2 separate regions of the Homo sapiens genome follow, and region 1 is linked to region 2. A link is a loop called in an ENCODE intact Hi-C map of the cell type or tissue named here. Cell type or tissue: mammary epithelial cell. All regions are shown on one strand. Links, peaks and the distances in the headings refer to the core of each region. The heading gives the core; the rest is flanking DNA.

What was found. Hi-C counts contacts between places; a loop is a spot of excess contacts. Peaks named below come from ENCODE experiments on the same cell type or tissue, not always from the same donor. Only the 100,000 strongest peaks of a DNase experiment are listed, where the experiment ranks them.
Region 1: it touches region 2 in a loop (3-fold over the local background); 1 of 110 quality-filtered maps calls a loop at or near these places.

The regions. Positions count from the first base shown.
Region 1 is chrX:134,686,598-134,691,981 of GRCh38, forward strand. It overlaps a transcript of PLAC1 not described here. Among named protein-coding and RNA genes, the nearest start is that of PLAC1, 31 kb to the left of the region's middle. In mammary epithelial cell, for the core only: no CTCF peak of the experiment used is centred there; DNase peaks (open chromatin) are centred at 1,734 and 2,464; H3K27ac peaks cover 1,456 bases.
Region 2 is chrX:134,759,503-134,764,886 of GRCh38, forward strand. It overlaps a transcript of PLAC1 not described here and the pseudogene RNU4-44P. Among named protein-coding and RNA genes, the nearest start is that of PABIR2, 35 kb to the right of the region's middle. In mammary epithelial cell, for the core only: CTCF peaks have their summits at 2,504 (motif pointing left) and 4,942 (motif pointing left); a DNase peak (open chromatin) is centred at 1,389.

The DNA.
Region 1 (5,384 bases), core at 206-5,205, 73 kb before region 2:
TTAAGGCAGGACAGCACTTATGTTATTGTAACTTTTTAAAGATCCTCCTTCAACCTCTTGTGAATCATAGCAGAAGGCAATGGGTCTTAGTTTAAGTCTCTGCATTGGCCACCTGTACAGACTGCCATGTGTTCAGGGCCAGCGCCGAGGCTTGATAAATTTGGGAAGAAGCCCAGGCTTCTCTTGGTTGCTCCCTTCTAGAGCCCCAATTTCTGCTTGTCTCTTGTCCTGTTTCTTCTTCCAATATGACAAAGAATCATGGTTCTTAGCCTTCATCTTGGAAACCAATGGGATGAATTAATCCCGACACAGAATTGGGTGGTAATGCAAGAAGAGATGATAGTCTACTCTTTCAAGAGACTTGCAATCTAACAAGGGGTAAATGCAAATCATAAAGCTTCTCATTGCCCCTCAAATCCTGTGCCACTCTTAAGATCAATGTTTTAGTGGAAAGATATTATGAAAGGGATATTAGCATCATGGCTCTGTCACAGATCAGTCATGGCAGGGCTAGATAGAATCAAAGTGCAAATTCAAAATCATTGGAAATGCCCAAGAAAAAAATGTGTGTTACAATTTCTTAATTCAAAAGCATCTAAAGAGTAACTGTAAACTTCCTGCCAAAACAAAACTCTCCCCTTGCCCATGTTAAGGGTAGAAAACATCTTTCTAGTTTCCTTTAGGCCAAGCTTGTCCAACTCACAGTTCGTGGGCCACATGTGGCCCAGGATGGCTTTGAATGGGGCCCAACACAATTTGTAAACTTTTTTAAAACCTTACGAGTTTTTGTGTGTGTGATTTTTTTTAAGCTCATCAGCTATCATTAGCGTTAGTGTATTTTATATGTGGCTCAAGACAATTTTTCCTCTTTCAATGTGGCCCAGGGAAGCCAAAAGATTGGACACCCCTGCTTTAGGCCATCAGTGGAGTCTGCCTTAGGGGGCAGATGTAAGGGCCTCTAGGAACTTCACTGCTCAAAAAAATGATGTGAGAGTCTGCTGGTTGCTAGGGTTGATCTGGGTGCTTTTGGCTAGCTAGGTTATACCCCTGTCTTTCCTATCACTTTATGATGAAGGTTGATGTGGTGGAAAGAGTGCCAGACTCGGGTTTGTGCCTTAGTGGAATCTACTTAACCTCTTTAAACGTCACTTTTCTAATCTGTACAATGAAGGGAATAATAGTACTTACCTCATAAGTTTGTTTTAGGACTGAGATAACATATATATATATATATATATATATATATATATATATATATATATATATATATAGCACCTAGCACAACGTCTGACACATTGTCAATTCTCAATACACAATCGTTATTATGAGTCTTAGTGACGCCTCACAGTGGGGACCTGGAGCTGTGCTAGCTCTGGGAACTTAGAGCCTGTAGACTATCAAAAGTGCTGTGAGAAGAGAGAAGACAGGAAGAATGGTGGAAGGGCTAAAAGAGAAACTTCACAAGTTTTCCTGATGACCGGCTCAGACTCCAAGAAAGAATTAAAAGAAAAGGCTCCCACAGTCCTTCTCTCTGTAAAAATGTCCAGAACCTCTGTGAAACCTGCTGTTTTCGCCAATTCAGACAGTTTATTGTAGTTTGACTCATAGAAATCAGAGATGAATTTTTTGGGTTAGCAAGTCCAAGAGTTTTGTCAGTTATGCTTAAGGAGGTATAGCCTTTCATTCACTGAGCAAGTATGTAACAGACAACAGAGCAAATATTGTCCACTCTCCCGTTCTCACTTTGTCAAATTATGTGGTATTACATGATGTCCTGATATGAATCATTCAGGCAGCTGCCATCCTGCATTAATTGCAGAAGAGCTGGATTCCATACAAGGTGTTCCCAAAGGTTCATTACTAAATACTCATCCAGCAGTTCTTTGAAAGGTTGTATTGGGTGACAAGGACACTAAATCCTTCTATGCATTAAAGCTCCAAGAAAAGACAACTGGAAATTACACCATGGTTTTTCTCTTTTTTCTTTCCAGAAGAGAAAATTTATAATTACTCACTTGGGCCAATCCCCACCCTTTCCTTGATGTTTTCTGGCTTTTAAGGCATTTAAATGCTTGTTCTCTTGCGTTCAAAGTCTTACACCACAATTTCTTTATGAAAACAATATGTCTTTCAAATTAATGCTAAACAAAAATGAATATGTCACTAGAACACCATCCTTGTGTAAAGTATCCATATTTAAAATGAGAGTTTAACGGCCTCTTTCCTGTAACCCAAGGGCCAATCTCATATTTCAAGCTGCTTGGAAACTACCTTTACTTGGATGTTTCTTTACCACCTCCAACTCTTTATGTCCAAAACCAAATGTTTCACCTTTGCCCCACATTATTTCTTCTTCCTTTGTTTTTCATTTCAGTTAAGGGCACTACTATGACTCTATCGTCCAGGCTTAAGAATCTTGAATCTGTCCTTTCATGAATGACTAAGTTCTGGCTGTTCTGCCTTTGACTTGCCTTTGAATGAGTCACTGATTTACCTTTGCCTCTTTATTCTTATTCCCACCATCCCAGTTCTGGTCCCTGTCATACCATGGCTGGATTCCTAGAAGAGCCCACTCACTGGTCTGGTTTCATTATATGCATCCTGTTGGTCACTGCTAGATTAACCTTTCTACAAGCCTGCTTTCACCATGTCACGCCTGTGCTCAAAATTCTACAAGGGCTGCCTATTGTTTACTATATCAAGTCCAAATTAATGTATTGTTCGAGAGGCTTCTATTACTTCAAAACATAACTGCTCCAGTTAGGGTTCCATTTTCACTATCTCCATACAAACCAGAAACCAAATTCATTTTTGCTGATAGAGTTTTGTGTTCATGCCCGTTTTCATCTCCTCTGACTTACAAATCCTTCCATCTTTAAGGGCCTTCATCAAGTCCTACTTCCTCCATCAAGCCCTCCCCAACTTCTCTAGCACCCACGGGTGTCTCCTGTGTCTGTTGCCGACACCGTGATATTTGAGCAATGAATCAGATGATATAAATTTGAAAATACTGACAGAGTTGGGAGACCTGGATATCAGTACTGGCCCTGCCACTGACTCAATGTGTGATGTTGGGCAAGTCCCTGCCCTTCTCTGAGCCTTGGTGCCCTCCTAAGTAAAATGAGGGAGTCAAACTACAATCATTTCTCAAACACCAGTCACTTGCACAGCACTTTCCTGATTGCCATATCTGCAGTCCGTCTCTACTTTTACCAACTTTAAACTTCTCTATCTTGCTTTTTAAAGTACATTTTATTGTGGTAAAATATACATAACATAAAATTTACCATTTTAAACATTTTAAGTGTACAATTCAGTGGCATTTGGTACATCACAATGTTGTGCAACCATCACCACCATCTATCTCCAGAACTCTTTTTATTTTCCCCAACTGAAACTCTGTCTTCATAAACACTAACTCCCCATTTCTCCCTCCCTGCAGCCCCTGACAACCACCACTCTACTGTCTCTATAAATTTGACTACTCTAGGTATCTCATATGAGTGAGATCCTTCAGTATTTTGTGTCTGGTATATTTCACTTAGCATAATGTCCTCAAGGTTCATCCATGTTGTAGCATGTGTCAGAATTAAATACACTTTTAATGAAAGAAAAGTATCATATCTGGGAAATCATAGTTTTGTGGAATGGTTATGGTCTTTCTAATACACACTAAAATAAACATATAATTAAAATATGAAGTTTGTGTGTTCCCAGTCCCAAGAGTACTGTGCCTCCCACTCTTCCAGAAACACCTGACTTGTTCACATATATGAGAAGATATGGATCACTGGGGCAGTGGTTTTCAAACATGGCTGATTATTAGAATCCCTCAGGTGGCTTTGAGAAAATACCAAGACAATATCCCAGACCTGCTGAGTCAGAATCTCTGGGGATGACCTGGAAGTCTCTGTGTTAACAAGCTCCTGAGGTATTTTTGGTGATCAACCAGGTTTGGAAGTCACTGTTCCATGGCTGACTTGAAGACAGGGCTCCAGGTCTACACCTTTTTTATATTTCCAATAGTGCAGGGCACAGAGGTCACACTCAAAAATATCATATTGATGGCTCATACCTGTAATCCCAGCACTTTGGGAGGCTGAGGCGGGTGGATCACGAGGTCAGGAGATCCGAAACCATCCTGGCTAACATGGTGAAACCCCGTCTCTACTAAAAATACAAAAAATTAGCTGGGCATGGTGGCAATGGTGGCACACACCTTTAGTCCCAGCTATTCAGGAGGCTGAGGGAGGAGACTTGCTTGAATCCGGGAGGCGGAGATTGCAGTGAGCCGAAATCGCGCCACTGCACTCCAGCCTGGGCGACAGAGCAAGATTCCGTCTCAAAAAAAAAAAAAAAAAAAAAAAAAAAAAAAAAAATATATATATATATATATATATATATATATATATATATATATATATGTATATATCATATTGACTGATATATTGAGAATCTCCAGAAATAGAAAGGAGACAAGACTTTAACTTCTTTCTTTTGAGCAGTGTTTCTTTTTTCTTTTTTTTTTTTTCACAAGTTCCTCTGTAAAATGGGGGTAATACCACCTACCTTACAGGGCTGCTGTGACTCAAATCTGATACATGTGGAGAAGCTATGGCTGTTACTATAAAAATTTCTTGTACATATCCTCTGAGGCCAGCATCATGCCAGGAGTTGTGGAAGAGTGGCAAGAAGTTTAAAACATGATTCCTGCTCTCACAGAGCTCAGGATCTGTTCGAGGAAACCAAACCAACCCAGATGGAACAAATGAGGAGCAATGACTTCCGAGCAGGGCAGGAATTCAAGCCAGGTGTGCTCTGGGCAAGCTTCATGGGTAAGACTTGAGCTGAGCCTTGAAGGAAAAATAAGATTTGGAGAGAGAAGCAGGAGAGGCCAGAATATTCCAAGAGAAAGGAACGGCATCAGACGTGGCTGAGGCGGTTACCCATGTGGTATATTTGAGTTGGCCCAATAAGGCTTGTCTCATCACACAACATGCCGAAATAACTCTGGAAATTTGACTGTTTAGAATTCTGTTCCTTAGGACGGCCCTTCTGGAAATGTAAACACACCTGGCTAGTTCGTGTATGACCTCACTTACACCTTAGTGTGCATTAGTTAAATAAGAATGCGTTCTCTCTAGCAGCTAGATGAGATGGGGGGCACTGAGGGATGAGACTCTGATTGGTAGAGGCCTAAGAAGGGGTCATTTTGAGCCATGGAAACAGTTTCTTCTGGGAATTCAGAAAACAGCCTGGGAGCCTGGAGAAGGTGGCAAGTGGGAGAGTTCTGAATTGTCAGCAACGACATCACTTTGAACATGAGCAAGGGACAAGTCCTAACCAGAATCCATTTCAAGCAGCTTCTTTTGTTGATGTGCTTG
Region 2 (5,384 bases), core at 107-5,106:
AACAGTATGGAGATTTCTCAAAAAACTAAACATAGAATTGCCATTTGATCTAACAATCCCATGTATCTACCCAAAGGAAAAGAAATCAATATATCAAAGGGATACCTGCACTCCTATGTTTACTGCAGCACTCTTCAAAATAGCAAAGATACAGAATCAACCTAAATGTCCATCAACAGATGAATGGATAAAGAAAATGTGGTACATATACACAATGGAATACTATATAGTTATAAAAAAGAATGAAATCATGTCATTTTCAGCAACATCAATGGAACTAGAAGTCATATCTTAAGTGAAATAAGCTAGGCACAAAAAGACAAATATTGAATGTTCTTACTTATATGTGGGAGCTAAAAAACTTGATCATATGTAGATAGAGAGTGGACAGACAGATAACAGAGACTGGGAAGGGTGAATCGGGGGTAGGGAGGAGGATGAAAAAAAGTGGGTTAAGGGGTACTTACAAATATACAGTAAGACAGAAGGAATAAATTCAGTGTTTGACAGCACATTAGGTTGACTATACTTAACAAAAATATATTGTACTTGGGTTATGGACACCCTAAATACTCTGACTTCATTACAATGCATTATATACATGTAACAAAATTTCACTTATACCCCATCAATTTGTACAAAAAAATAAAAATTTTAAATTATGAACTTCCATTTCTTTTTTCTTCATTTCTATTTTTAGTTTAGTCTCCATACAGACTGTCAAAAAATGCCAACGCCAACTATATTTCAAGCCATCATGGCGGGGTACTGGGAAAAGTTTTCAATTAGCAATAATCACTCCTCAGATAAACCTCACTGGCTATGATGCTGCCACTGCACAAAACTGAACTTCTATTTCTTTAGAGTGGAAAAAAAATTACAAAATTTTCAGTTTAATTTGGAAGTCACTATCAAACATAATAAATATATATACCTTTTGACCCAGTAATTCCACCCCTAGGAATTTATCTGACATATGTTCAATGTTATTCATTGCAGCATTGTTAGATAATAGCAAAAGACTGGAAGCAATATGTTTCCTTCAATAGGGGGCTGGCAAAATGAAATAGAATAAAAAACAAAGAAGCTCTTTGTGGACTAATATGAAGTCATTTCCAAGATACAGTGTTAGGTTAAAAAAAAAAGGTTAAGGTACATAACAATACCTATAGTATTGTATTTGATAGAATAAATGGCCCCAGCTCTTCCCCTCCCTAAGCCCATACACCCTGCAACGTGACTTTGCAGCTCCTCACATTCCTTGAATCCGGGCTAGCTAGCCTGTGGCTTGCTTTGGTCGACAGAATAAGACAGTTACGTTGTGCCAGAGCCAAGTCTAGGCCTCCAGAGGCCTTCTGTGCTTCTGTTCTTGTGGAGTCCTCACACTACGATGGGAACAAGCCCAGACTAGACTGCTTGTGGGTAAGAGACCTCATGGAGTAGAGCTGAACAATCCCAGCTGAAGCCATTCTAGACCAACCAATCCCCAACTGACCCATCAACTGACCAGCCAAGATGATCTGAGCCTGGCCCTGAATAGCAGATACTCCCAGCTTACCCATAGGCTCATGAGAAAAAATGAATAATTGTTTTAAGTCACTTAGGTTTTTGAGGGGAAAAGGAGAGGGAGGTCATGTAGTAATCGCTCATACAAATATGCTGCCATTTGTGTAAAATTTCAGGAAAAAAAAAATATATAGATGGATTTGTTTACATATGCAAACTTTCTCCGTAAGAATGCATTAGAAACTGAAAACACAATTGCTCTGGGGGAAAGGAGCTATGACAGCTAGGGGATGAAAGTGGGAGGCAGACGTTTTGCACCTTTTGAATTCTGAAGCACATTAATGTATTGCCAATGGATGAATGAATAAAACCTGTTCCTTTTTACTCAAATATTTTCAGAACCCCCAAATCATCCCTGGCCAGGGTTCGGGATCGGGGGGAAGGGAACTCTTAAACGCTATTGACGAGATTATAAATTGGTACAATCTTGATGGGGTGGTGGTATGGCTTTAAGCAATGCCTTATAAGGATATGTAAATATATATGCAATGTACACAGTATCTCTGTTAGAACCTGCCAGAAGCTGGTAACACTGGTTGCTTCTGAGAAAGGATCTGATGGGACTGGAGGTCAAGGGTAAGAGGAAAACTGACTTTTCCCTATATGTCCTTTTTATTTGCTATTTGATTTTTTTACACTGAACTTGTCTTACCTTTCCAAAAAGAAAATAATAAAATGCACATGTCCTCTGACCCAGCAATTTATCACTTCTAAGAATCTCTCCTGAAGAAATACATACAGAAGCGGACAAATTTAAATAAATAACAACATTTACTTGTGTATACTAAAAAATTATAAAGAACCTCAATGATCATCATTTGAGGGTTAAATTATGGAATGTTCACACAATTGCTAAAAATGAACCCATAAACAGTCACCTATCTCAGTGCAGAGCATTCGAGAACTTTTGAAGCGCCCTCTAATGCCCACTTCCAGTCATTCACTCTATGAATGATCACAAACGCAATCAACCCAAGTAACCATCACCCAGGTCCACAGAGAACATTCCAGAACTCTTGAGGTGCCCCACAATACCTACTTCCAGTCATTCACTCTTTGAATGCTGACAAAGGGAACCTAAGCAAACATCAGTCAGGTCACATAGAACATTCCAGAACTGTTGAGGCACCCCCCCCCCAATGACCACTTCCAGTCATTCACTCTATGAATGATCACAGACTGAATCAACCCAAGTAACCATCGCCCAGGTCCATAGAGAACATTCCAGAACTCTTGAGTTGTTCCCTACTGGCTCACTTTCTGCCATTTACTCTCCAGGAATTATCACAAATGAATAAACCCATGTAACCATCACCCAGGTCACAGAGAACATTCCCCCAGAAGATCCAGTTTGTGATAATTCATCAACCTGTATACTTTTTGTATATACATTACATTTCCATAAAAATTTTAAAATATGCATGTGCATCTATTACAAATATGTTCGCCTATGTATAGAAAAAGATAACTAGGGCCGGGCACGGTGGCTCACACCTGTAATCCCAGCACTTTGGACTTTGGGAGGCCGAGGCGGGTGGATCACGAGGTCAGGAGTTCAAGAGCAGCCTGGCCAACATGGTGAAACCCCGTCTCTACTAAAAATACAAAAATTAGCCAGGCGCAGTGGCGGGCGCCTATAATCCCAGCTACTCGGGAAGCAGGAGAATCACTTGAACCCGGGCAGCAGAGGTTGCGGTGAGCCGAGATCATGCCACTGCACTCCAGCCTGGGTGACAGAATGAGGCTCTATCTCAAAAAAAAAAAAAAAAAAAAAAAAAAAGAAAAGAAAAGAAAAGAAAAAGATAATTTGGTACACAAATCAAACTATTACATTATAGATGAAAACGCTGAAGGGGGAGTATTTTTTTACTTTGCATACTTCTATGAGGTTTCCACTTTTTGTAACAAGCTTTTCTCCTCCATAATTCAAAAATAAATAAAAATGAATAAAGATGAAAAACAATAACAGAAATTAAACCACTGCTATGAGATGTTAATTTTGTCTCTGAGGTAGAAATATACATGGTCAGGATTACAAATCCTAGAATTATTAACCCCTCACCTACAACAGCCACAGCCTCTCTTCCCCTCTTCCTCCCCGCATCCCACAGGTCTCCGAGGGAGATGGATGCTTACAGGGAAGATTCAAAGAAACACTTCACCAGCTAGGGCTTTCACCCCAGACTACTTCAGTAGTCATGAGGGGAACTAGACTAAAAATTCCTCTTGCCCAAAGAAGGCAGGCCTCAGTGATCCAGACTAGAAGCTCCTTTCTCTGAGGGCTGCATGCTGACATTAGCTCTGGAGTTCTAATCACTTTTTTAGTCAGAAGAGATAGGTAAGCAAACCAGGCCTTAAGTGCTCTTTAGCCCCACTTTACCTCAGCCCCTCATGTTCCCCCCAGAAGCTAAAGGAGAGAGGTTCCTGACCTGTCTTACCACACCTCACAGGAGAAGAAAAGTGCAGAATAGGCTGGGCACGATAGCTCACGCCTATAATCCCAGCACTTTGGGAGGCCGAGGCAGGCGGATCACCTGAGGTCAGAAGTTCGAGACCAGCCTGGCTAACACGGTGAAACCCCATCTCTACTAAAAATACAAAAATTAGTCGGGCGTGGTGGCGGGTGATTGTAATCCCACCTACTCAGGAGGCTGAGGCAGGAGAATTGCTTGAACCCGGGAGGCGGAGGTTGCATTGAGCCGAGACGGCGCCACTGCACTCCAGCCTGGGCAACAAGAAAGAAACTCCGAAAAAAAAAAGAAAGAAAGAAAGAAAGAAAGAAAGAAAGAAAGAGAAAAGAAAAGGGAAAGGAAAAGCGCAGAATCCCAAAAAAGAGGAAATCTAAAAAGAACCCGGCAAGAGCATTCCACACAGATTCCACAGCTTCTAACTTCTTCATACAGACTGTTCCACACACCACTGTGACCCAATACTTTCCTGGATCGAAGTAATTATGTATATTTTAAGATTTGGGCCATATCTGGCTATGGATCGTTCATACTATCATTTACTCAAGACGTATTTAAATTAAGTCACTTTTCCTTTACTATACGACCTGCCAAGTTTACTGTAATAAAAAGCTTCCTATCACTATGATAAATGGAACATCAGTATCACATGCCACAAACATAAGGTACATATTAGGTATATATTAATAAAGATTACCAAAGGGTGGCACTCCTTGACAGACTCCTCGTGTAAGTTTTCCTCGGGAATGTCTGGAAGACAAGAAGCTTCACCCTCCTCCTAGAGGTGAGAGTGTGTGGTTAACACTTCCCCGGAGATTTACTTTCAGCTTCTCCTATAGGTTCATTCCCTAGTGATTTTCTTTCAGCTTCTCCTATAGGTTAGCACTCCCTGTGGTTTTCTTTCAGCTCCCTCTATAGGTGAGAGTGACTTTCTTTTACTCCCTCTATAGGTTAGAGCGTGGGGTTACCTTGTTCAACAAAATTTTATTGAGTGACTATTCTATTTCAGATAGGATAACGTGGGGTTACTTAGTTTAACAAAATTTTATTGAGTGACTGTTCTATTTCAGATAGGATAGCGTGGGGTTACTTAGTTCAACAAAATTTTATTGAGTGTTCTATTTCAGATAGGATAGTGTGGGGTTACTTAGTTCAACAATATTTTATTAAGTGACTGTTCTATTTCTGATAGGATAGTGAGGGGTTACTTAGTTCAACAGAATTTTATTGAGTGACTATTCTATTTCAGATAGGATGCTAGCTGCTGAGGATACAGAAGGAGAAAATGGGAGAGTTTGTATTATGATTGAGCAAGGGTTGGGAAAGAAAAGAAGGGAAAAAAGGAAGTCG